6 separate regions of the Homo sapiens genome follow, and all the other regions are linked to region 6. A link is a loop called in an ENCODE intact Hi-C map of the cell type or tissue named here. Cell type or tissue: heart right ventricle. All regions are shown on one strand. Region 1 has its middle 170 kb from the start of MYRFL. Region 2 has its middle 160 kb from the start of MYRFL. Region 3 overlaps PTPRB (protein tyrosine phosphatase receptor type B). Region 4 holds the start of LOC124902960 (a long non-coding RNA gene). Region 5 overlaps PTPRR (protein tyrosine phosphatase receptor type R). Region 6 overlaps MYRFL (myelin regulatory factor like).

Region 1 (4,000 bases), 91 kb after region 6:
GTTTTGAAAAAAAATTGCCCATTGATTATATAGAAACATTGTCTTCTGCACTGCGGCTGCAGAGTTTCTTGTCTATGATCCTGCTTCTCAGGACTGAACTTGGTCCCAACAGCTTTGTCGAGAAAAGGGGTCGGCATTCTGGGGCACATGTGCTTGGGTGGCATTTGAGAGTATTTCCACAGATGGGTTTAGCTATTGCTGTCATTATATACCCATCCCCAACTCCTTACCCAAGAGTGCTTCTGAGACCACCACCACCATCTTGTCCTGACTAGTCCTTGCTCATTTTCCAGGTCCTGGTTCAAACATCATGCCTTGGGGTCCCCTTCCTTGAACACTGACCTTCTATTCTTTTAGTCATTCAATTAGAAGATATTTTAAGAGGTCCTACTATGTGTCAGGTACTCTTCTAGAAGCTAGAGTACAGTATTAAACAAAGCAGACAAAATGCCCTGGCCTCATGGTACTCTCATTCTTAAGTAAGTTTCCCCATGTCATCCTGAAATTCTTGCTCATACACCATTGCATGCTTTTGGTTATTTATTTGTAAGATTTTGAATTAATGTCATTATTCCCCACTAATTTCTAAATACAAAGAAGGCACAGATCATAGGAGATTTTTCTCTGTTAACACAGAGCTTTGCACTTAATCGGCACCCATAAATATTTGTTGAATAACTGACTAGCCATGAAGCACATCGATTCATCCTTCTTCTAAAGAGCCCTGGCATAGGGCATTCTCAGCACCAACTCCTAGGGTTTCCTCAGGTGCTGTGAGCTCGGGCAGTGAGCCTTGGAACCAGACACAAAAGGTCCATAGTCTAAAAGGAGAGGGTTCCCTATTGTGACCTACCTTGTGTAAATGGTTTCTGCCCTGGGGATGTGGAAACAGGAATCTTTGCATAGTGCTCATGGAGGTACAGACTGTTGCAGCCATTTTGGTAAGCAATCTTGTAGAATTTAGTCAAATTAAGTAAGCATACATCCAGTGTTCCAACTATATCCCTCCTGGGTATGTATCCCATGGATATTCTCACCCAAGTGCATAAAAGGACATATATAAAAATGTTAATTTCAATATTTGTGGGTGTCTTCCATCACTGGAAAAGCAGATGGGTAAATATTGTGGGGCACACAATTGGGTATTAAGCAGCGATTAGGAACAATGGGTTAGTTATACATCCAACAATATGGAACATAGCAACATAGAGCCACACTAATGCTTAGTGGAATAAGTAGAAAACAGAACAAGATGTTTAACATAACCATTTATGTAAGTTAAAAATCCATGCACATAAATCATTACATCTTATGTTTTGCAAAAACATATACAAATAAAAAAGAGCCACACTAAACACATTTAAATGATTCCCTGTGGTGAAAGGAGAATGGAGGTGGTGATGGAAATAAATGGAAATTAATTTGTGTAATAGATTAATTTATAAGTAAATAAGGGAGGGGCCTTGCATGGACCAATGATGTCACTGAACAGAAGGTTCAAAAGTAAACATATTCTCCGGAGCATCTGCCCTGTTTGTGGTCCCACTTGCTAGACTTGTCTGCCTGTTGTGGCCACTCCCTGATGCTGCCTTTAGATCACATAGTTTACAGAGGTGCTTTAGAATATCATAAATTTGTTTCTTCTTCTGTGATGGTGACCCTTGTTTTTCTTTCCCCATAGCAGTTGCTTGAGAACTCTGAGTTCCCAGTGTCTGCTCCTGTGCAGCTTACAGGGAAATTTGGCAAAACAAGCGGTGTCATTAGGCTGGCTCAGCTGGTACTACTCCTGGAATCTCTGTGAGTGATCTGTCCCTGCCTTGCTGTGATTGCTGAAGCATAGCCTGCTAAAGAATCCAAGAATCCAAATGTGGCATCTGGGAAAGGCTCTGGTCTCCCAGTCACATAGAAATGTTGACATGACTTCTGCTGTTAGTTTGGAGCTTCATGCCACATTAGTGCAGCTGTGGCCTGTCTGTGCCTGGAGTTTCCTGGACACAGGCAGCAGTCATGTTCTGTTTATTGACTACCCCTAGCGCTGTGGTTCCTCATTATTGACACTGTTGTCATGCCGTGGCTCTCAAGTCACTGTTTCCAGAACTTCGGCTGTGCATACAATAAGCTGCCACAGAGAAGCAATACCACCATGGCATGGCGTTGGGCCGGCCCTTACTGTACTGCAACAGGCAACTTCTCACATGGGGGTGATAGAGGCTGGACTCTCCAGTGTAAAAGCTTCTGGGTTGCAATGCCCTGAGGAGCATCCAGATATGTTTTGGGAGCTGTGACACCAGAGAATAAGGGTATAGTCTGAGAAAGCAGGAATGAGGGAAGCGTGAGGGCTGGATGGAATGGAGTATGCCATTGTGCTCAATGACTCCAGCTTGGGACAAAGGTTGAGCCCATTACAAGAGTGTCAGGAGGACCACATGAGGCCAGGCACACATTCCCAAAGGGGCTAAAATTTTGATTTTTGGTATTATATCTAAAGGAGTATACAACCAGGCACAGAAATGCTCTGAATGAGGTCGGGTGCCGTGGCTCACGCCTGTAATCCCAGCACTTTGGGCGGCCAAGGTGGGCCGATCACAATGTCAGGAGTTTGAGACCAGCCTGGCCAACATGGTGAAACCCCATCTCTACTAAAGCTACAAAAATTAGCTGGCATAGTGGTGTGCACCTGTAATCCCAGCTACTTAGGAGCCTGAGACAGGAGAATCACTTAAACCCGGGGGGCAGAGGTTGCAGTGAGCTGAGATTGCACCATTGCACTCCAGTCCGGGAGACAAAGAGAGACTCCGTCTCGAAAAAAAAAAAAAAACTACTCTGATTAGGTTGGTAGGGGAAGAATGTCATCAAACCACTTTAAACTGGTGGTCTACTAGAGCACCACACAGTCTATAGTACACTGCAAATAAAAATGTACCCATAAATCCTATTAGTTATATAGAATGTTTATTGATGATAAAAAGCATTAATTTCTTAAATGTAAATAGCTATAATAAACTAATAGACTAAACATTTTATAACCCTCTTTTGTCATTTCTCATATATATATATATGCTAAAAGCCTCAAAAAATGGAAATGGCCAGCATATTTCAACCTCTGAGAAGTCTTTGGTAAAGGACACACACAACACACTGTCTCTTTCTCTCTTTCCCCCACACTCCTCCCCAACCCTTAATAAATAGAATCAAAGGATACACAGTTTTTTTTCCCACTTAGCAAAATAGAAGCATCTCTCTTTTCATATCTATAAGTATAGATCCCTATTATCCTAGTTAACGGCTTCATGGTTTTCACTGTGTAGATATGCATAATTATTTAACCAAATTCCTATTGCTAAATGTTCAAGTCATTTCAGATTTATCAGTGTTCTAAACTGTGTGACAATTAACATCTTGTTTGTTCATCTTAGCACATTTATCCAACTGTTTGCTTCAGGTAAATTCCTAGGAGTGGGATTTCTAAGTCAAAGACTTTTTAAAAAAAGGCTCTTCTACATGTTGCTAAATTTTCCTCCAGGAAGGTTGTACCAATTTACACTCCCACAAAAGGGGCACACATGTGCCAGTTTCCCCAACCCTTCACCAGCACTAGATAACATTAGTCTTTCATTCCCATTCTGACATCTGGTTCTTCCTCTGAAGCCTGGGCTTCATCACCAGTAGCTTGACCTCTTTCAAGGTTAAGCCCGCATGGCACTTTATCATTTAAAGAGCTGGCTTCCCACTTGGAGGGAACAAATCAGCTTTCTCCATAAAACAATGAAATGTTTTCCTGGTCTTTAAGGTTGAACTAAACTTTCCTTTAAATGTGTGCCTGGATTTGTGAGTTTAACTGGTAAGGATAAACTGAGCCTATTTTAAAGCTCAGTAAAATTAATGCCCAAGTGAAGGATCATCTGTGGTCAGGACTTATCTAAATTGGAAAATCATTGTCAAGACACCACTGAATTGCATCCAGGTTACCATCCCTCTGATTTACCTTGGAATTCTAGTT
Region 2 (4,000 bases), 84 kb after region 6:
TGAATATCTACTACTGTAATAATGCGTATGGCATTTGTATTCTCCCTGTTTAGGGGACCACTCGTTTTATGGAAGATATGTTATTGAAGTGTGTGCCTGTGTGGCATTTGTTTTGTTCTAAAGCCAAACTGAAGTTCATTATACTCTGCTAAGCCCCTAGTGACTTACAGGGTTAGAAGTGTTTTTTAAGGCAATTGATGACACCACAGCAAAAGCAAAATCAGAATGTGGGAAATCCTTCAGCACATTCTTTGGAAGATGAACAAATACAAGCAGAAAGGAATCCAATAGGGAAAGAAGAAATTCACTGAAAGATAAAAAGTAAATGAGGTAGAGAAGATTGACTTTGCCCACACATTATCCACTTAGTCATTGAATAAGAGGACAAACACAAATCAATAATTCTAGTCAACTCCTTGAATTCTCATTTTCCCCAAATAAGATTCCTTCTCTCATTTCAAATCTACCCAGATTACAACTTTCTTTTTGCTACAAGAATTGAGCCCATCCTAATTACCTACCTCAATTATTTTATTCACGTGACAAATATTTATTGAATACTTCCTAGGTGCCAGCCATTACGTATACAAAGAAAATAACATATGATCGTTGATGCAGCAGAGACAATATTAATGTAGCACCAAACCGTGTTTCCTGTTCTTTCCAGGCACACAGCTAGATGGAAACAGGCTAAGAGAAGGTTAAGTTGGCCAAGGTTACATAGCTAGTAAAGTTGCAGAGCAGAATTCACACTTATGGTAGAGCAAAATTCAAATTAGGTAGTAGGCTCAAAAGCATACCATTAGCTGACATTCCCTGTGTAAGTTCTGTGCCAACCTGAATTTCAGTAAGGACTTCACTGGAAGGTAAATTTTATGAGGGCTAGCAACCTCCCCTGCAATTATGTAGGGTAATATGGCAGAGTCAGTAGAGCGGAGGTAGAAATGATGTCTGTCATTTCCAGTCTTGACCTATCAACATCTCTCTCATAGTCCTCTGTGGGCTCTTTTTTTCCACATCTGCCAGCCAAATGCTGATGAACTAGTAGAAGATTCCAAGGTCCTCAGGGATGAGGAAATCACCCAACGGAAGATCCTAGAACCCTGGAATGCTGAATGACTGTATGGAGTAAATGACTCCTAACTGACTCCCATTGGACTATAACGTGTGAAAACACACATGCACACACATGCGCCCCCGTGCGCGCACACACACACACACATCTTTATTGGGCTAAGCCACTGAGATTTTAGGCTTATTTGTTTTAGCAGTTAGACTGCCATGACTAATACATGTGCCATTAAAAAAAAAAGTCTACAGTCCAGTAAGGGAGAGAGGAATGTAAAAAATATCACACCTCATAATAATTATTCCTCTCAGAGACATCATGGTGCTATGGTATTTATGAATGCTCTTTGTTACCATATTCATAGAACCCTGAAAGGGAGATGACCGATTGTCCTACATGTGATGCTCAGAACAGGAGTAAAACACAAATAGTTCAGGGGCCAGGTTTCACACGTGTAAGTGTGAGCCAATGGGAGAGCAGCCAAAGGCGAGACAAGAGGGAGCTCTAGGAAGTGGGCCTGGCTGAAACTGGCACACCCATATCAAAGCAACCAGATTGATTCTTTTAAAAACTTTATTGGCTAAACAAAAAAATGGCCAGCTTGAAGTCACAGTTCTCATGTGGGAGATTTCACCTAGATGTCTCTAGGTGACCCCATTCTAGTGCTGATTGTCAAGAAGTTCTTGGGTGTATAATATGTTCTTATACATTTTTCCTTGAATATCATCTAAAGGCACACTTTCCAGTCCAAGATTCTGGATCTTAGTGCCTTGGATCTTAGTGCCTTGTTCCTTTGAGACCTACAAGTTTTGATCTCTAAGAGTCCAAATTATTAATCTAATACATAATTAGTGACAAGATCAGCTACATAATTTGTGGAGTCCTTTGCAAAATGAAAATACGTGCCCCCCCATCCAAAAAGCATGAAAAAATGCTGTTTTGGTACCAAAATGTTAAACTTTTAAAAATAATAAAAATTGTAGGTACATAGTAGATGTATATTTTTATGGGGTACATGAGATAATTTGCTACAGGCATGTAATGTGTAATAGTCAAATCATGGAAAATGGGGTCTCCATCTCCTCAAGCATTTATCCTTTGTGTTAGAAACAATCCAATTATATACTCTTTTAGTTATTTTTAAATGTACAATTAAATTATTATTAACTGTAATCACTCTGTTGCGTTATCAAATATTAGGTCTTATTCTTTCTAACTACAACATATTAAAATTTTACCATGCCTGATATGTCCTGCCCTGGCTGGGGACAAGTAAGTCCTCCAAGGCATGCACCTTCCAAACCAGAATGCACTTAGCACCTGGCTCAAGCATGGGTGACAGGCTCGCACTTCCTGAACAGCCCACTGGGTGCACTGTGGAGCTGTCAATCCAGGGTGGGACTGTGGCCACCACTCCCTAAGATGCCACAGGGAACACACACCCAACCTCAGCCCTTCCCTCTCCCTTGCCCAGACTCTGGCCAGAGTCAGAGTCCTGCCCCCTCCCCACAAGACCTGGTTGCCATCCAGGGCACCACGGGTGGAGGGTAAGCAGCCAATAACCCAGGTGGTGATGGGCACTGAAGCGGCGGGAGGTGGGGCCCCACATAAGCAGAGGCTCCAGGTGCCCACCTGTGCTCCATTGTCCCATCAGACTTCATCTACACACAATTCAAAGATAAAATTTTAAGAATCTGAAGACAGCAATGCGAAGCATTGAATCCAAGTGGGGAGCCCTTCTGACTGGTGGCCCTGTGTCACTGTGCTGCTCACAGACCCACGAATTCGGCCCTGATTATGGGACACCTACTACCTGCTAGGCACGGGGATGCCATTCTGAACAACATAGACCAAGTCTCTACCCTCATGGAGTTTATACCCTTACAAAGTCCTTACTGAAATGTAGATAAGCCTGAGAGGGGTCATAGTTCAATGAACAATTTAATTAGAGGGAAGAGTTTGCAGATGGTCAGCTTTTGAGCTTACCACAAAGATTTGAAATGTGGACTCTGCTCTTCCACTTTTATTAGCAGTGTTGTGACATTGCACAATTTACTTAACATACCCTAAGCCTATTTCTTCATCTGTAAAGTGGGAATGATAATAACACCAATTTCTTTTTTTAGATAGACTGGATTATCTAAAAATGATAGACTGGATTAAGAAAATGTGGCACATATACACCATGGAATACTATGCAGCCATAAAAAATGATGAGTTCATGTCCTTTGTAGGGACATGGATGAAATTGGAAATCATCATTCTCAGTAAACTATCGCAAGAACAAAAAACCAAACACCGCATATTCTCACTCATGGGTGGGAATTGAACAATGAGATCACATGGACACGTGGAGGGGAATATCACACTCTGGGGACTGTGGTGGGGTGGGGGGAGTGGGGAGGGATAGCATTGGGAGATATACCTAAGGCTAGATGACGAGTTAGTGGGTGCAGCGCACCAGCATGGCACATGTATACATATGTAACTAACCTGCACAATGTGCACATGTACCCTAAAACTTAAAGTATAAAAAATAAATAAATAAATAAAGTTATTGGCATGGAAATGAGAAAAAAAAATTTTAAATTATACTTTATGTTCTGGGATACACGTGCAGAATGTGCAGGTTTGTTACATAGGTATACAGGTACCATGGTAGTTTGCTGCACCCGTCAACCTGTCATCTACATTAGGTATTTCTCCTAATGCTATCCCTCCCTAAGCCCCCAACCCCGACAGGCCCCGGTGTGCGATGTTCCCCTCCCTGTGTTCATGAATAACACCAATTTCTATAAGCAAAGAGTCTGAATGGGTGCATGCTCATACTATTATTACCCTTTAGCAATAGTATTAGTACTATTATTAATATTCATTAACTGTAGCCTAAATGAACAAAAAGAAAACACACACAGTTGGAGGCATGGGGCA
Region 3 (4,000 bases), 670 kb after region 6:
TTGGTTTTCTCACTCACTAGCTGTGGGACTACAGGCAAATTACTTGACCTCTGTAAGTTTTAGTTTCTTCATTAGGAAAAATGGCAGTGATGATAATACTAACCAGCCCATAGAGTTGTGAAGATTGATTCTTTTTTAATTTAATTTTATTTTATTTTTGAGGTAGGGTCTCTGTCTGTTGTCCAGGCTGGAGTGCAATGGCATGATTATGGCTCACTGCATCCTATACCTCCTGGGCTCAAGTGATTCTCCCACCTCAGCCTCCCCAGTAGCTGGGACTACAGGCACGTAACACCGTGCCCGGCTAATTTTTTTGTATTTTTTGTAGAGACAGGGTTTTGTCATGTTGCCCAGGCTGTGCTTGAACTCCTGGGCTCAAGCTATCCTCCTGCCTTGGCTTCCAAAGCATTGTGAAGACTGAACAAGATGTAGACATAAAATGCTTTGCTGTGGGTCTGGTTCATGGTGAACTGTCAGTACATGTTAACTACTATGGCAACACTCCTAAAAGAGTTCTAAAGAAGTGATACCCAAGTAACACTTAATTCTTAATCTGTGTGCCTCAGAAGCACCAGCTGATCACATCAGTTCATTGCTATTTCTCTGAAAGCACCCTCCAACCCCGCCACTCTCTGCTGACATCATACTTTATTTTCATTCATCCAGGTTGGACAACATCATTGTCACTATCAACATGACTTTGTCCCTTCTTGCTGTCTCCCTTTTATCCCTCCAAATGCTCAATCGAAATACCTGAACTACCCGAAAGTTAAATGCACCACTGCATCTATTCAGGTTCAAGAACAGTATTTCACATTACCTGTGAAGCCCTCAATGAAGGCTGACTGCTGTACATCCCCGCTAATCGTCAAGACAAGAATTTTGTATTGGCGGCCTGGTGTTAGGGAAGTAAATCGATACTCGGTTGCGGTATTTACAAGGTGAAAAGGAGGAAATACTTTCATGTCATTGAAGAGCAGCTGGATCTCATATTGGTCGACATCCCCATTAGCTCCTGACCAAGTCACATGCAAGTCCTCAGTGCTCCTGTTGCGCAATGTTAGATCCTTAACAGGCTCTGGAACTAGGGAGAAAAATGAGAAGACATTTCAGGAAAGGAACTGATCAGAGTTTACCTACATAATAATTTATGAATCACATTCAAGGAACTGGCAACATCTCCCTTCCCCAAATAAACCACTAGCACTACTTCATGCATAATTAAACAAGAAAAATTGGAAGCAACTATTAACATTGTGGTTTTTTCCTGACATAAATGTTACATGATCAGCATTGGTAGAACATAATTATAAAATGAGTTATGATCTCAATCATAAGATAAAACAAGAAGTCTAGAATCTAAATGCCATGATGCAGGAAGATAGGGAAGAAAAATGGGACATTTAGCCTTCTTGCTCCCTCACTATGTTTGCTTTTATCTACCAATAAATATTCTGTAATTATAGGCCATGGCTTGGCTGAATGATGTTAGCACCAAGTGAGACTTACTGGGAATGTAATGTACTAATGAATAAGCAGAAAAAATTCAAGGTTCAGATAAATTACTAGAGACTTTCAAGTCCAACCAACTGTCAGATTTTGCAATCGTTCCACTTACTTGTTCTCCCATTCCCTTGTTCATTGGCTTCATATTGTCCACTTTTTGTAGTAACAGTGACACTGTACAACCGTCCAGGGACTAGCTGAACAAATACACATTCGTTTTCTGACTTGGGAATGCTTTTAGTTTGAATGAAGTTGTTTTTGTTTTTAATGGTGACTTCATAGTGATCAAAGTCTCCAGTGGCATGCACCCAGGATACCCTTAAATAGTCACTCCTGGCTGAGTTGCTAACACTGACTCCCTGGACTTTGTCAGGCACTGAAAAGGAAACAGAGAGTAACTAAATATTTATGAATTCTGAGTGAGTAATTGATCACAGATGACAAGCTGGGACAATAAAAAGAGAGAGTAGATTATTATTGTGTGCATTTAAAAGAAAAATCTTAGACCTTAGGTTACAAATTTCTGGAGGGGAAAGATTGTTACACTATGTGGAGTGATTAAACGGATCTTTTAACAGAAGCTGATGAACTCATTCTAAGCCTGCTGTTTGCCTGCACAAAGTGTCATGTATAAGATGGAACATTAAACATGATGGCTGATGATTAATATGAGTGATGGTAAACGATATAGATAATTCCAACATACCTTGCTGACTCAAAAGTTACTAAGAAGAATATAAGCAATCCCCCAACCCGCCCCCCTCAAAAAAATGAGGCTATGCATGGTGGCTCACACCTGTAATCCTAACACTTTGGGAGGCTGAGGAGGGCAGATCACTTGAGGTCAGAAGTTTGAGAACAGCCTGGCCAACATGGTGAAACCCCGTCTCTACTAAAAAATACAAAAATTAGCTGGGCATGGTGGTGCACACCTGTAGTTCCAGCTACTCGGGAGGCTGAGATGGAAGAATCACTTGAACCCAGGAGGCACAGGTTGCAGTGAACCAAGATCACATCATGCCCCTGCACTCCAGCCTGGGTGATGGAGCAAGACTCCATCTCATAAAAAAAAAAAAAAAAAGAAAAGAAAAGGAAAAAGAAAAATGGAAGAAGAAACACATATGGTTATTTGCATAATAAATGAAGAGATTTTCCACATCACTGGTGATCAAGGAAATGCAAGTCAAAACCACAGTGAAATACTGTTTTACATCCATTTGACTGGCAAAATTAAAAAACTATATAAAAACCACGTGTAGAAGAATATATACAGGAGACTGGATAATGAATACATACATATACACACATACACACACACAGTGAAATATTATATAATAGTTATAATTAATTCCTTAACTCAAAACACAAAAATATGGATTTCTTGTCCTTAACATCAAAATACAAAATATGGATGAATCTTACCTGTATAATAAGTAAAACATCTAAGTCCCTAAGATATTAAATACTACATTAAAAATACCTTTTTAAATAATGTTAAAAACAACAAAAAATTTTGAAACCCATAATTTTAGGCCTGTATATAAATGCAATAAAACTATGCAAGATGGAAAGCAAGGGAGAGGTGAACATAGGAGTCAAGATGTTGGCTACCTTTGAGTGAATTCACGAGGTGGGGACCACATACTTTGATGTAGGTTATTGTCAAGGTCCTAGCTTTTATTTTAGGTACTGGTTGGTTTCTTGTGTACATGTTAAATTATCAAAAATTACTAACTAGATGCCTAAAAAGTAAAGGTGGCAGTTGATGCATGGTTTCTTTTTTCTTTTCTTTTCTTTTTTTTTTTTTTTTTTTGAGACAGAATCTCACTCTCTTGCCCGGGCTGGAGTGCAGTGGTGCGATCTTGGCTCACTGGAACCTCTGCCTTCTGGTTCAAGCGATTCTCCTGCCTCAGCCTCCCAAGTAGCTGGGATTACAGGTGCCTGCCACTACACCTAGCTAATTTTTTGTATTTTTAGTAGAGATGGGATTTCACCATGTTGGCCAGGCTGGTCTCAAACTCCTGACCTCATGATTCTCCCGCCTCGGCCTCCCAAAGTGCTGGGGATGCATGGTTTCTTGAACCAAGAATTATGATTAATACAATTTTGTGCATGTGAGGTTCTTTCTAATATATGAACGAAACCATTCTGTATATCTGTGGTCCCCTCCCCAACCAGTAAATAAATATATGCATGTTACTTAGGAACACTGTGGAATAAGGCAATTCTGTATTTAGAGCATGATATTAAGGAGATTTCATTTTTCCATTTGGGGCTGAATTTTAATTCAACAGTAGGCCACAGATTCATTACTATTTCACGGTAACTGGACATTATACATATTAATGAGGAGGAGCATTGAAAAGAGGCATGAACTCGGATCCAGGGTACTAAACTCTTGTCCTAATACTAGCATGTCCTCTGTATTTGGTATATATTAGGGGTTTCTGATCTGACCACATGCCAAGGCTGTGTCCAATTTTTCACCTCTACT
Region 4 (4,000 bases), 820 kb after region 6:
AATTGGAATTGCTTCTTGTCTGCCGAACATTTGAGACAACAAAGTATTGTATAGATTTAACACTGGAAGCTATACTTCTAAGAGAGATTTAAAATAAATACCTCATGGTCCACTGTTTTTTTTTTTTCTTGAGATGGAGTCTTGCTCTGCTGCTGAGGTTGGAGTGCAATAGCACGATCTCAGCTCACTGCAATCGCTGCCTCCTGGGTTCAAGCGATTCTCCTGCCTCAGCCTCCCGAGTAGCTGGGATTACAGGCGTGTGCCACCATGCTCAGCTAATTTTTTGTATTTTTAGTAGAGACGGGGTTTCACCATGATGGCTGGGCTGGTCTCAAACTCCTGACCTCGTGATCCGCCTGCCTAGCCTCCCAAAATGCTGGGATTACAGGTGTGAGCCACTATGCCTGGCCGGTCCACTGTTTTAAACACAAATACACACCTTTTTTGTGTCTTACCATTCAGGGTTGAATATTTGGTGGAATGTTTTAAAGAGTTAGATGTTACATTAATCCTTTGTATTTTATGTGAAGAAAATGTATTCATGCTAAAAATAGTTTTCAACAATTTAAATATTTTGAGTGTGTATATTGTAGATGAGGTGAAATGTTTACAAAACAAGGATTCAATTATAATGGGGAAATACTAGAAGAATACATAAATTTACAGATTGAAACATATTTATACCATTTTGCACATGCTTGAAATATTGTGTAAAACAATTTGAAGATAAGTCCTTTGGACTTTTTTGCTTTCGTATGTCTGAATTATCAATACGCACATTTTCCACCAATAATTCTCCATGTCAGATGAGGACATTCGGAGAAGTGTGAATGAGATAAAAACGAGGTGCTTAAGACATTCTGTTCAAACGGATAGAGTTCATTTACTGAATACTCCTGACCGGTTCCTGGAGTTCAGATCCACACCTAACAAATTCCCAAAGTTCTTCAGACCTCAGCAAGTCAAAATACGCTACGGAAATCATTTTTGACAAGAACTCTCGGGCTAAGCTTTAAGTAATCAGTATCTGGTTAGGACAGGAATCACCCAGTATCCTGTGGAGGAAAACAGCCGACATGAAGGCCATTTCAGCTTTCCCTCTTCTAATCATGCTTTCTAACCTACTGCCAATTCGCTCCTAGGCTGTCCTCGATAAGGCATGCCGTAGGATTACGGGAACCCAAAGTTCACGAATGCAAACTTCACGAGGCTGCCCGGCCCCATCCTTTCCAGAAGATCATATCTACAGCAAAACGGTGCTTTATCCTAGAAATCCCTTTTCAATCCAAATCCTAATGGAACTCCTTGACAACCCCTTGACTAAATTACATTAGTAATATAGTTCCTAACAATTTCCTTTGTTAGGAAGGGGAGCAAAAGGGCAAAAAAAAAAATCATTTTTTTAAAAAAATAATGAAAATTGCAAAGGCTTAAATACTGAAAGAATTGCTTGCCTCTACAACAAATCTGTATCATTACTAACAAGCGATAAAAGGCCTTCCGATGGATACCAAATGAGAACCTTCCAGAGGGCCACGGGCGCCCAGCTGGAAACCCCTGCTAAGAGCATCTGCAGTCTGAACCCACAGTGACTGCGCGTCTTCTCTGGATGCCATTAACAGACCTCTGCGAAGGGAGGCTTCGGCTGCTCCACGTCAGCTTTAGGATTGGTACGTGGCCCTTTCTTTGTTTATCTGATTTGCCTTTAAATCTTACAATGGCAACAAGTGTCTCAAGTAGGATTGTTGAGGACAGAGAAACAATGCTCAAATGTCCTTTGAACAAAACCAAGAGCCCACCCTGCCGACGACCCTGAAACCTCTCCTGTCTGTAAGTGGCGCACAAGCGCCACCTGGAGGGTGCAAGGCGCAACCATCGCTCTTCTCAAAGTGGAATTGGTCTGTGTTAGGCTGAAGAGATTATTTTATTTTAAAATGCTTCCATTCCTCCACTGAAAAAATTTAATATAGTCTAATTATGAATATGGAGAAGGTGGAAAAAGAAAAATCCTCGGGTGCCTTAGTCATTAGGGGAAGCAGGAAATAGAAACAAGCGTGAGATCTGGGGGCACATTACCTGGGCTCGAATCCTATCTCTGCAGTAATGTACTCTGCGACCATGGAAATGTGCTTGAATGCCTGTGTCTCCGTTTCCTTATCATTAAATTTGAGATGATATAATTTACCCACCTGAGGTGGATATGAGGAGGAAATGATTTTATATATCTGTGATGCATCTTGTACAGTACCTGGCATATAGCAACTGCTCCACAAATGTTAGGTATAGGCATAGACTTACCAAGTCTTTTCCAGTTTTTTCCTCTCTATGTAGAGGTATTGCTCTGTTACCCTGGTAATTTTTTTTTTTTTTTTTTTTGAGACAGGGTCTTGCTCTGTCGCCCAGGCTGGAGTGCAGTTGCATGACCTCAGCTCACTGCAACCTCCAACTCCCGGGTTCAAGCGATTCTCCTGCCTCAGTCTCCAGAGTAGCTGGCTAATTTTTGTATTTTTAGTAGAGACAGGGTTTCTCCATGTTGCCCAGGCTGGTCTTGAACTGGTCTCAAGTGATCCCCCAGGCTTGGCCTCCCAAATTGCTAGGACTTACAGGCGTGAGCCACCACACCTGGCTCAGGTACATTTTTCTTATTGGTACTACCACTAGGCCCTAGGATATTATCCTATATTTGAATATGCTTGATACATAATCTTATTTCACCCCACTCCCTCATCTTCGACTCCAATAACTTTTTCTATTTGGTTTCAGATTAAAGCTCAGATTTGGTTCTTCACTGAATAGGGTTTGCCTATATAGAGGTGCTCCTTAACAGCACTGCTTTCTAGTATAAGCATGTCAACACAGGTTTAGTTATTTAAAATGCATATCTTATATAAACCAGATAATCCACAAAAACACTCGTGCCATATTCCCCTAAAAGAAATGTGTTGCAGGCATATACCCATTGTTACTTCTCTTGCTTGGAAGTCCTGCAAAAGCTCTTACTTACACATGGTACTGCCAAATATCCTAAAGTTCTCCAGTTAGAAATAGGTTAGAAATATACCGAGGAGTTAGAAATATACTGAGGAGAACCAAGAGAACAGTTTTGATTAGAGTCTGAGTCAGTCAACATTGCACATATATAAAACTTCTGTCTAAGAATAGGTAATTTATCTATCCTGGCAGAGCATTTCATGAGGGGCACCGCTATTGTGAATAACAATGGACAGCCACCTCCCTTGGGCACAACCCTTTCCTCGGCTGATGGAACAGCAGGTGGAAAGAAGAGCAGGCACACGGTGGATAGCTCCTGTCCAAATAGATTATCACACAAATCAAAAGGTGGACTATTGTGGGGGAGGAATTATAAAATATATTTCAACACATTTTAGGTATTTGGCAGGATTCTGTTTGGGTTCACCATCAGCTTTCTTATAGGGCCTTGGCAAATGCAGTTTCCCTGACTGCTTAGAAATATTTATGATCTTGGGCTTTTTTCTACTAGGCAAAACTGGAATTATGAATTCTGCACAGTATAGGATTCATAACACCGCAAACTTTTCTAGCCCGTTTAATCTTTATTTCACAGGCCTAGCTTTTCTATGGAAGATACCGTAGTGAACAAATAAACAAAGTGGATTGAAATTCGCCCTGCTAATATATCCAGGAAAGGAATCGTTGGGAGGATAGTTGGATGATTATTGGAACTGGCAGGTCAGTGAGGGCAGCAGACTCTCAAAGAGCATGAACATGCTGACCAATTCATTAGAGACTCTACAGCCCAAATTGACCCCAATTTAAAATGTATCCAAATTTTGGCATGGGAAGTATTGTATTAAGAAATAAGAACAAACTAGCAGAGTTTGTTTTCAAAATGAGGGAGGCATAGATGAAAAATGGCTAAAGGCTTTTTTACCCTTTGAAAAATCTGTCCCGGCTATGCGCCCCCCGTGGACGCTTCCTTTCCCACCCACTCCTTTCCTGCTTTCTTACTACCAGAACC
Region 5 (4,000 bases), 830 kb after region 6:
TTGTTGAATAACCCAATACAGGTTGAGTATCCCTGTATCCCTTATCCGAAATGCTTGGGACCAGAAGTGTTTCAGATTTTGGATTTTTTTTTTTTCAGATTTTGGAATATTTGCCATACATATATACAGAGCTCAGCTCATTGAGGCATCAGAGAAGGGCCCAGGCCCCTTCTCTGATCTCTCTCTCTCTCTCTGTCTCTAGATATATATATATGGCAAATATTCCAAAATCTGAAAAAAAAACAAAAAATCCAAAATCTGAAACACTTCTGGTCCCAAGCATTTCGGATAAGGGATACAGGGATACTCAACCTGTACTGGGTTATTCAATTATATATATATACATATATGTGTATATATATATATATATATATGTATGTATGTATATGGCAAATATTCCAAAATCTGAATATATATATATATATATATATATATATATATATATGCCAGTTGAGGATCCCTAATCCAAAGATTCAAAATCTGAAATTCTACAGTGATCCTTTCCTTTGAGCATCATGTCAATGTTCAATAAGTTTTGAATTTTGGAGCACTTTGGATTTTGGATTTTTGGATTAGGGATATTCAACCTGTACTGACAGATGGCTTCCTTCAATTCTCAAAGTTCTTTGTAAACTAATTAGTTAACTTCTTTATCTCCATTCCTTGTCCACACAACACTAAAGAGGATGCCTTCTGGCACCAACAGCCTGTGATCCTAACAATTTTAGTAATGAATATGGCTATAGGAACCCAGTATAATAGAGTAGGTAAGAGCTGTTGGAATACTACGGGGCCAAAAATGAAACTGATTTTAGAAAATTATTAGAAAAGCTTCCAGGTTTGCAATCCATGAGTTGTTTCAGTTCTAGAACTCTGCTTCCAATAAGGGTTATGGCCACTGCTTTCACATCAGAGGCTCTGCAACAGCTGTAGAGTTATGGGAACATCCTTGCGACCTGGACCAGGGAGACTGAGATTACAGTTCCCAAATAGGAATAATTTAAATACAGATTATAGAAATATATACTAATATAAATATATTCAAATACACCATAGACATTTAAATATATGCATTTAAACTTAAATGTATTTAAACACATGCATTTAATGAATATATTTAAATATGTTATACATGTTTGCATATATGTGTGTATATATAGATCTTTATACAGATTACATGTAGAGATGATCTATTTGTATCTATCTGTCTATCTATCTATCTATCTATCTATCTATCTATCTATCTGAGTATCATCTTTCCCCAACCCTGGACCAGAGCTGTTGAAGCTGAATTTGGATTGGACTCTAGAATATTTTCCATCTGGAAAGTCTGTTTAGATAGGAATATCTAGAAATATTACAAAGTTTCCCTAGAGGACTATGTTAAATGAGTTTTGGGGACCACTACTCTAAGGTTTCTCCCAACTGTAAAATGCTATATTTTTGGCCTTTTGAGAGGCCCCCAGCTCTAAAATATTAACACTTACTTCTAGATTATAACTATGCCCACCATAACCACTTTTACCAACAGTGAGTGGGAATGAAGGACGAAATTAAGCATTTATTAAGGTCTAATGTACACCAGGCACCTTAATAGGCAATACAAATACATGGACATGGCAATAAAAAAGAGACATCCTTACCTCCAAGCAGCTTACAATTTAGTTTACTGAATTACACAGTTTACTTTCTTATGAAGAATCATAATGATTTAAGAAAAAAAAAACCTGAGGAGTCCAATAACCATGTTCAAGCCATGTTTTAATTATTTTACTTGTTATTTCTATTTTGAGGATTTTGACGTTCTAATGTCATTTGATATTTTTCATAATGTCATTTGATATTTTTATCCTCTTGGGGGGATACAACTAGTGGATGACAAAAAAACAATGAAAAAATAATAATTCCAAGCAAACTATTATTGACATTGTGTTAAAGATTTTGTGAGACACCCTGCCCACACTAGATTTCACTAGTATCACCCTAGAGGATGTAAGTTCTAATGAGAATTTCTGTCACACCCAAGCCTCGATTTTTACTTTTACAGTATAGTGCTGTTTCACTCTGCCACCTGCAGGTCATATATGGAAGAACATATTTAAATTAGAAGGCCTGGCTTGGTGGCTCACTCCTGTAATCCCAACACTTTGGGAGGCCAAGGCAGGTGGATCACCTCAGGTCAGGAGTTCAAGACCTGCCTGGCCAACATGGTGAAACCCCGTCTCTACTAAAAATACAAAAATTAGCCGGGCATGGTGACGGGCACCTGTAACCCCAGCTACTTGGGAGACTGAGGCAGGAGAATAGCTTGGACCCTGGAGGAGGAGGTTGCAGTGAGCTGAGATCATGCCACTGTGCTCCAGCCTGGGTGACAGAGCAAGACCCCGTCTCAAAAGAATAAATGAATTAAAAAAAAAAGGTAGAAATCAGAGGCCAGGCACAGTGGCTCATGCGTGTAATTCTAGCACTTTGGGAGGCTGAGACAAGAGGATCACTTGAGACCAGGAGTTGGAGATCAGCTAGTGAGACCCCCATCTCTGCAAAAAATAAAAGAATTAACTGGACATGGTGGCATGTGCTTATAGTCCTATTTACTTAGGAGGCTGGGGCGAGTGGACTACTTGAGCCCAGGAGTTTGAAGTTACAGTGAGCTAGGATCATGCCACGCCACTCCAGCTTGGGGGAGAGAGAGAGAGAGACAGAGAGAGGAAGGAGAGAGAATGAGAGAGAGCAGAAGGAAGGAGGAAGGAGATAGAGAAAGAGAGAGGAGGGAGGAAGGAGAGAGAGAGACAGAGAATGAAGGAGAGAGAGAGACAGAAGGAAGGAAAGAGAGAGGAAAGAGAGAGGAAGTGAGGAGGAAGGAGAGAGGAAGGAAGGAGGAAGGAGAGATAGAGGAAGGAGAGAGAGAGGAAGGAGAGAGAGGAAGGAGACAGAGAGGAAGGAAGGAGGAAGGCAAGAGAGAGGAAGGAAGGAGGAAGGAGAGAGAGGAAGGAAGGAGGAAGGAGAGAGAGAGGAAGGAAGGAGGAAGGAAAAGAAAGAAAATATACTTTAAAGTGAAATAAACAACTCTCTTCTATGAAACTGTGATGGAAAGTTAAACCATTGGTCAAGATTATAATGATTACCTGGATCAAAAATTTGGATGGAAGAAAAATCCCTCCCCAGAAATGAAAAAAAAATGTTGGAGTTTAAACATGTACAAATAGGAAAGCAATGGTAAGGACAGTCACCCCTCTACACAATGTTCAAAGATGAGGAAGTATTGCCTCACCTGGAGAAACTTGCAATCGCCTTGTCTGAGACCTCTCTCTAGATTTCTAGACCATTCTTTCACTAATATGGAACCACTCAATTGTAGGATATTTTCTTAAGTGTCTTGATGCATATTTACGCTGTATTAACAGGTTCAGGATAGAGTCTCTTAAAGTTTACAAAGTTTATTCATTAAACAGGAGCAGAGGGGCCACGACCACAGACCTTAAAAACCAATTGGCCACATAGGGTGGTTGGATAATTTAAGCACCCGTGAAGGAGGTGGCAAGTGAGAATTTCTCCCTTTCTCTGGGCTTTCTAGAATCAACTGGATGTTTTAGAGCTGAAATAGACGAATATGTCTAACTCCCATGAGTAAGGCTAACTCTGTATCATTCAGTCAATTTTTAGAGAACCTCTATTATGTGTGTGGTATTAGGAAGTAGGAAAACAAAAACGAATAAGCTCTCAGGAGATCCTACTGTGTGCACGTGTGCCTACACACACATGTGTGAGTTCTTGATGGGGTCAGGGAACAAGAGAGGTAATTTAGGATGGTTTATTCCTAGATTCTGTATTTTTCTATGTATCGGATGGGAGAAGAGAATTTAAGGACAGCAACACTGATTTTAAAAAGCTGCCTTGGGCAATGAAAAAAAGAGCTGCCTGGAAAAACGGACAGGTGTTTGAGTAGGGCTGACCATCCTCTGGAGACTGACAAGATGAAGGATCCACATCTGAGGTATAT
Region 6 (4,000 bases):
AATTTTGGTTAGAGAGAATACCCTATTCTACAAGTGTGCTGTATAACACAAAAGTTACCCTAACAGCATTGAGAAGATAAGGATTACTAACATCAACCATTCATCCCCCCACTAGAAATATCTTATTATTATTTCATTCAAACTCTGAAACACAGAAGTGAAAATGAATGCAGACTTTTTGGTTTATTTAATTGTTTAAGAAATGGCATTATTGTTTGAATTAGTGAGTTTTAGAAATGTCCACAGAATACATTTTTTGCCACCTGAGATTCTAGAGGGGCCTATACAGGTGCATACAAATGGGTTGGGCAGAGGGCAGACCAGCCAACATTCTACAAAAGAGCCAGATGTGGCCTCTTAGGCCATGGCCTGGTTCTGTTAGTTTAAGCTCCGGAATGAAGAATGGGAAGAAAAATTTGACAAAGACACTACAAGCCCTGACTACATTAAATGGAGAAATGAAAACTGCATTTAAGCAAATCCAGACTTGTTCTGTGGCCTAAGAACCACTTGTCCTAATGGCAGAGATTGGCATTTTACTATTTGGTAAGGGTGATTGTATGAGGGTTAGACCTAGATGAGTTCCAGGTCTCCAGGAAGGGTCCAGAATTCTGACCAAGCTTGTCAGAATTCTGCTTGGAGAGAGAATGGTGGGCAGGACCCAGTAATTATTCATCTGGGTTGTCAATCAAAACAGCTTTAGAAGTATATTATGGTCCTGTAGTATAAATTGACCAATTTAATGAAAATTAAGGCTTACTCCAAAGAACAGATTTATTTGCAGAGTCTTTGTTTCTGGGAGCATTTCCCAGTGGAGTTCCTTCAGTTTCCCCTTGTTAATGACTGGGCTGTTCTATCTCAGCCCCACTTTCCTTCTAAAATACTTAATTAAACCTGGTTTGGAGTGCAGTGTTGCAAGCAGGAGGGATGATTACTTTTGTCTGCCTTTCAAAGACACTCTAGGGTTTCCTCATTTTGAAAACCAATAGATTATTCCAGTTTCTTTTCCAGAAGAATAGAAATGGTCATGTCCCCAAGAATTCTTCCTCTACTGCTCTGCAAATCACAGTGCGTGACATGGGAAACCAAACCTAGGGTTAGGGAAGATGATATAATAATGCATATGTGTACACATGCAAACACACACAAACACAGACACACGCATTCCTCTTTTGGAGTTCAGATGAATGTTTGTTTACTCAAAGAAAACAGTTTATGGAGTAATGCCTGTTTTGGACTCAACAGATCTTTCTGTCAACTACAGAAGGGCAACTTACGACCAGGAGTACATGGCATAAAGAAGTAGTTCTCAAGCTTGTATTATGAATAAGAATCCCCAGAGAGCTTGTAAGAACACAGATACCTGTGTTTTTGATTCAGTAGGTCAGGGATGCCTGAGAATATGCATTTCTAACAGGCTTCCAGGAGATGCTGATATTGCTAGCCTGCAGACCATGCTTTGAGTAGCACCAGCAGAGAGTATTTCTAGGTCCTTTTTCTGTAACCCTCTCAAAAGGTGCAAAAATGGACTTCCTAAGAGCTGCCTTCCTCAGGTCAAGCTCTTCTATTAGTTCATTGGCTGCTGCTTTCGAATCCCAAACGATGGTAAAACAAATTCCAGCTTTTCACTTCTAACTCAGCATAGCCTTCAAATTGCTGCTGATGCTGTTTTCTATTCCAATAACCTGCAGGGGGCGCCATTTACATTGTATTTTTTATGAAAGGCGTCCCCCTGGAATTGTGCAACTCTGCAGGTGCGTTGCTGAGGAGAGCAGATGAAGCAATTATAGGTTAAATAGCTGCTGCTGTGCCCAGGAGAGTGTGTCGAGAATAACTTTGAGACTTTTCATCCTCATTTTTGCAAACTGTTCATGCACACATGATTTCACTTAATCCCACAATAACCCTATGAGGTGGGTAAAGGAGACATGATTCTTTATTCATCAGAGGAGGACACAGTACAGAGAAAGATTAAGTGGCTGCCCCAAGGTCACACAGCTAGTTTGTGTTATAACATAGACTAGAATGCTCGGGTCTCTTCCCTAAATAAGAGGATATGACACAAACAATAAAAATATTTTAGACATTTTAATTAATTTGTTTTGGTGTTTGATATCCATCAGCCACTATTGGGTCACATGTGAATACAAACTCATAATTCCAGAAAGAGGTAGTATATTGTGGCTTGCTTTCACACATGAAGGTTGTGGATTCCAGAGAAAGGAAATAAGTTCACAGATCTTATGAGAACATTTCCTGTTACTGATGAGGAATTCTCCCTAGGGCTATATATTTAGAATGTTGTGAATCTGTGGCCCTTTCCAAAATAATGTGAACATATTTTAGGGATTTGAGTTTTCATCTGATGAGAGCTAAGTGAGAGTATTGCAATTGTTCCAAAAAATTAAATCCACTTATATCTGCTGTTCCAGTATCAAGTTACCAACATGATAATAACTATCCCAAAGCTCATTATGAAAAAATTCATCACTGTCTTATTTTGTTTCCTTGAAGTGGCTCATTATGTTCAAAATAGAGAAAAATACATCACCATCTTATATGGCATACCTTTGGATTTAGTTGATTGGTTGCTATAAAAGGATTTGAGTCAAAGCCAATTTGCCATTCACAACCAAGGGGCTCTAGGGAACTTGCAGAAAAGCTCTTTGTTCAAGTAAATTTACACAAAATAATGTTCAAAGTTTTTACTTTATACTCTTCCCCCACTCCCCACTACCCTCCCACCCCATTACATTCTTTCACTGCTGTTTTTTTTTGTTTTTTTTAAATTTTCTTGAGACAGAGTATTGCTCTGTCCCCTAGGCTGGAGTGCAGTGGCATGATCTCAGCTCACTGCAACCCCTGCCTCCTGAGTTAAAGTGATCCTCCTGACTCAGCCTCCTGAGTAGCTGGGGCTATAGGAACATGCCACCACACATGGCTAATTTTTGTATTTTTAGTAGAGATGGGGCTTCACCATGTTGGCCAGGCTGGTCTTGAACTCCTGACCTCAGGTGATCCACACACCTCAGCCTCCCAAAGTGCTGGGATTACAGGTGTGAGCCACCACACACCTGGCCTCTTTCACTGCTTCTGTTTATCAAGTATCAATGGTTGAGTCTTCCAAGCAGCTCAGGGTTCAGACACTTGGGATTGAATTAGGAAATTGAAGACATCAAAAAGTTCTTTAAACCCAAACTAAGAAATAAACTTTGTGGTTTCTTTTAATTATTTTTAAAATTGTAACAAATGCATATGACAAAAACACTCAAACAATACCAAGAGAGTATATAGTGAAAGGTGAATCTCCCTCCTACCACTGTTTCTCCATCTCCCAGGCTCCATCCTTGAGGAAACCATTGTTATTGGTTTCCTGAGTAGTCTTCAGAGAAAATCTATGCATATTCAGGTGCTGAGCCTGCAATGTATCATATACCACCAGAAAGGTAAAAAGTCAAGTATTAGTACTGACTTTTTAGATAATCAGGATCACAACTGTTTATCTAAAGTTGTGACAGCCTGCCTCAATCATAAAAATACATCATAATTTTAAAAACAAATTAATTTTGTTGTGAGGATTTTGAGGGATTTAGAGATGCTTACTTTAAAATATTTGGGAATATATTCAGTGGCTACAGGGAAGCAGGAAGGAAGGCAGTGCAGTGGAACATTCTTTGACAAAGAATTTTATTTAAGAGTAAAATCTCCAGAACTTTGTCTAGTCCAATGGTTTCACTTGGATTTTCTTTGAAGATTGCCAGGACTACTTCTAAGCAATGCCGTGAAACAGGCAAATCATTATTTAATAATCAGAGGACTTGTAGTTCCAGCTCCAGAACTTATTAGCTTTGTGGCTTTGGGCAATTTATTTATCTTTTCAGAGTGTCAGTGTCAATAAAATGAGGACAATAGTACGTGTCTCATATAATTGCACTGTGAATTATCGCACAACAAATGTAGCTGTTATTATTCTTCCTTCAGTATCCTCTGTGTTTAGGGA

What was found. A loop is a pair of places that touch in the nucleus more often than their neighbours do. Peaks named below come from ENCODE experiments on the same cell type or tissue, not always from the same donor. Only the 100,000 strongest peaks of a DNase experiment are listed, where the experiment ranks them.
Region 1: a loop joins it to region 6, with 2.8 times the contacts of the local background. A loop is called at or near these places in 11 of 110 quality-filtered maps.
Region 2: a loop joins it to region 6, with 2.3 times the contacts of the local background. A loop is called at or near these places in 11 of 110 quality-filtered maps.
Region 3: a loop joins it to region 6, with 4 times the contacts of the local background. A loop is called at or near these places in 99 of 110 quality-filtered maps.
Region 4: it touches region 6 in a loop (3-fold over the local background); 28 of 110 quality-filtered maps call a loop at or near these places.
Region 5: a loop joins it to region 6, with 10 times the contacts of the local background. A loop is called at or near these places in 25 of 110 quality-filtered maps.

What each region holds. Positions count from the first base shown.
Region 1 is chr12:69,990,026-69,994,025 of GRCh38, forward strand. No RefSeq gene overlaps it. Among named protein-coding and RNA genes, the nearest start is that of MYRFL, 170 kb to the left of the region's middle. In heart right ventricle, no CTCF peak of the experiment used is centred here; no DNase peak of the experiment used is centred here.
Region 2 is chr12:69,983,320-69,987,319 of GRCh38, forward strand. No RefSeq gene overlaps it. Among named protein-coding and RNA genes, the nearest start is that of MYRFL, 160 kb to the left of the region's middle. In heart right ventricle, no CTCF peak of the experiment used is centred here; no DNase peak of the experiment used is centred here; H3K27ac peaks cover 186 bases.
Region 3 is chr12:70,570,206-70,574,205 of GRCh38, forward strand. PTPRB (protein tyrosine phosphatase receptor type B) reads right to left here. Exons shown (of 34, transcript NM_001109754.4): 12 at 1,619-1,882; 13 at 821-1,084. PTPRB-AS1 (PTPRB antisense RNA 1) reads left to right here. Exons shown (of 9, transcript XR_001749196.2): 9 at 1-1,245. Among named protein-coding and RNA genes, the nearest start is that of PTPRB, 65 kb to the right of the region's middle. In heart right ventricle, no CTCF peak of the experiment used is centred here; no DNase peak of the experiment used is centred here.
Region 4 is chr12:70,718,154-70,722,153 of GRCh38, forward strand. The region is part of intron 6 of PTPRR (protein tyrosine phosphatase receptor type R); the gene reads right to left. It overlaps LOC124902960 (a long non-coding RNA gene), which reads left to right and starts at 1,043. Exons shown (of 2, transcript XR_007063361.1): 1 at 1,043-1,670. In heart right ventricle, a CTCF peak has its summit at 1,855 (motif pointing left); DNase peaks (open chromatin) are centred at 1,818 and 3,968; H3K4me3 peaks cover 1,418 bases; H3K27ac peaks cover 3,358 bases.
Region 5 is chr12:70,728,120-70,732,119 of GRCh38, forward strand. All of the region lies in intron 6 of PTPRR (protein tyrosine phosphatase receptor type R), which reads right to left. All of the region lies in intron 1 of LOC124902960 (a long non-coding RNA gene), which reads left to right. Among named protein-coding and RNA genes, the nearest start is that of PTPRB, 93 kb to the left of the region's middle. In heart right ventricle, CTCF peaks have their summits at 2,076 (motif pointing left) and 2,277; no DNase peak of the experiment used is centred here.
Region 6 is chr12:69,899,116-69,903,115 of GRCh38, forward strand. All of the region lies in intron 10 of MYRFL (myelin regulatory factor like), which reads left to right. Among named protein-coding and RNA genes, the nearest start is that of MYRFL, 76 kb to the left of the region's middle. In heart right ventricle, CTCF peaks have their summits at 1,684 (motif pointing right) and 1,886; a DNase peak (open chromatin) is centred at 1,716; H3K27ac peaks cover 653 bases.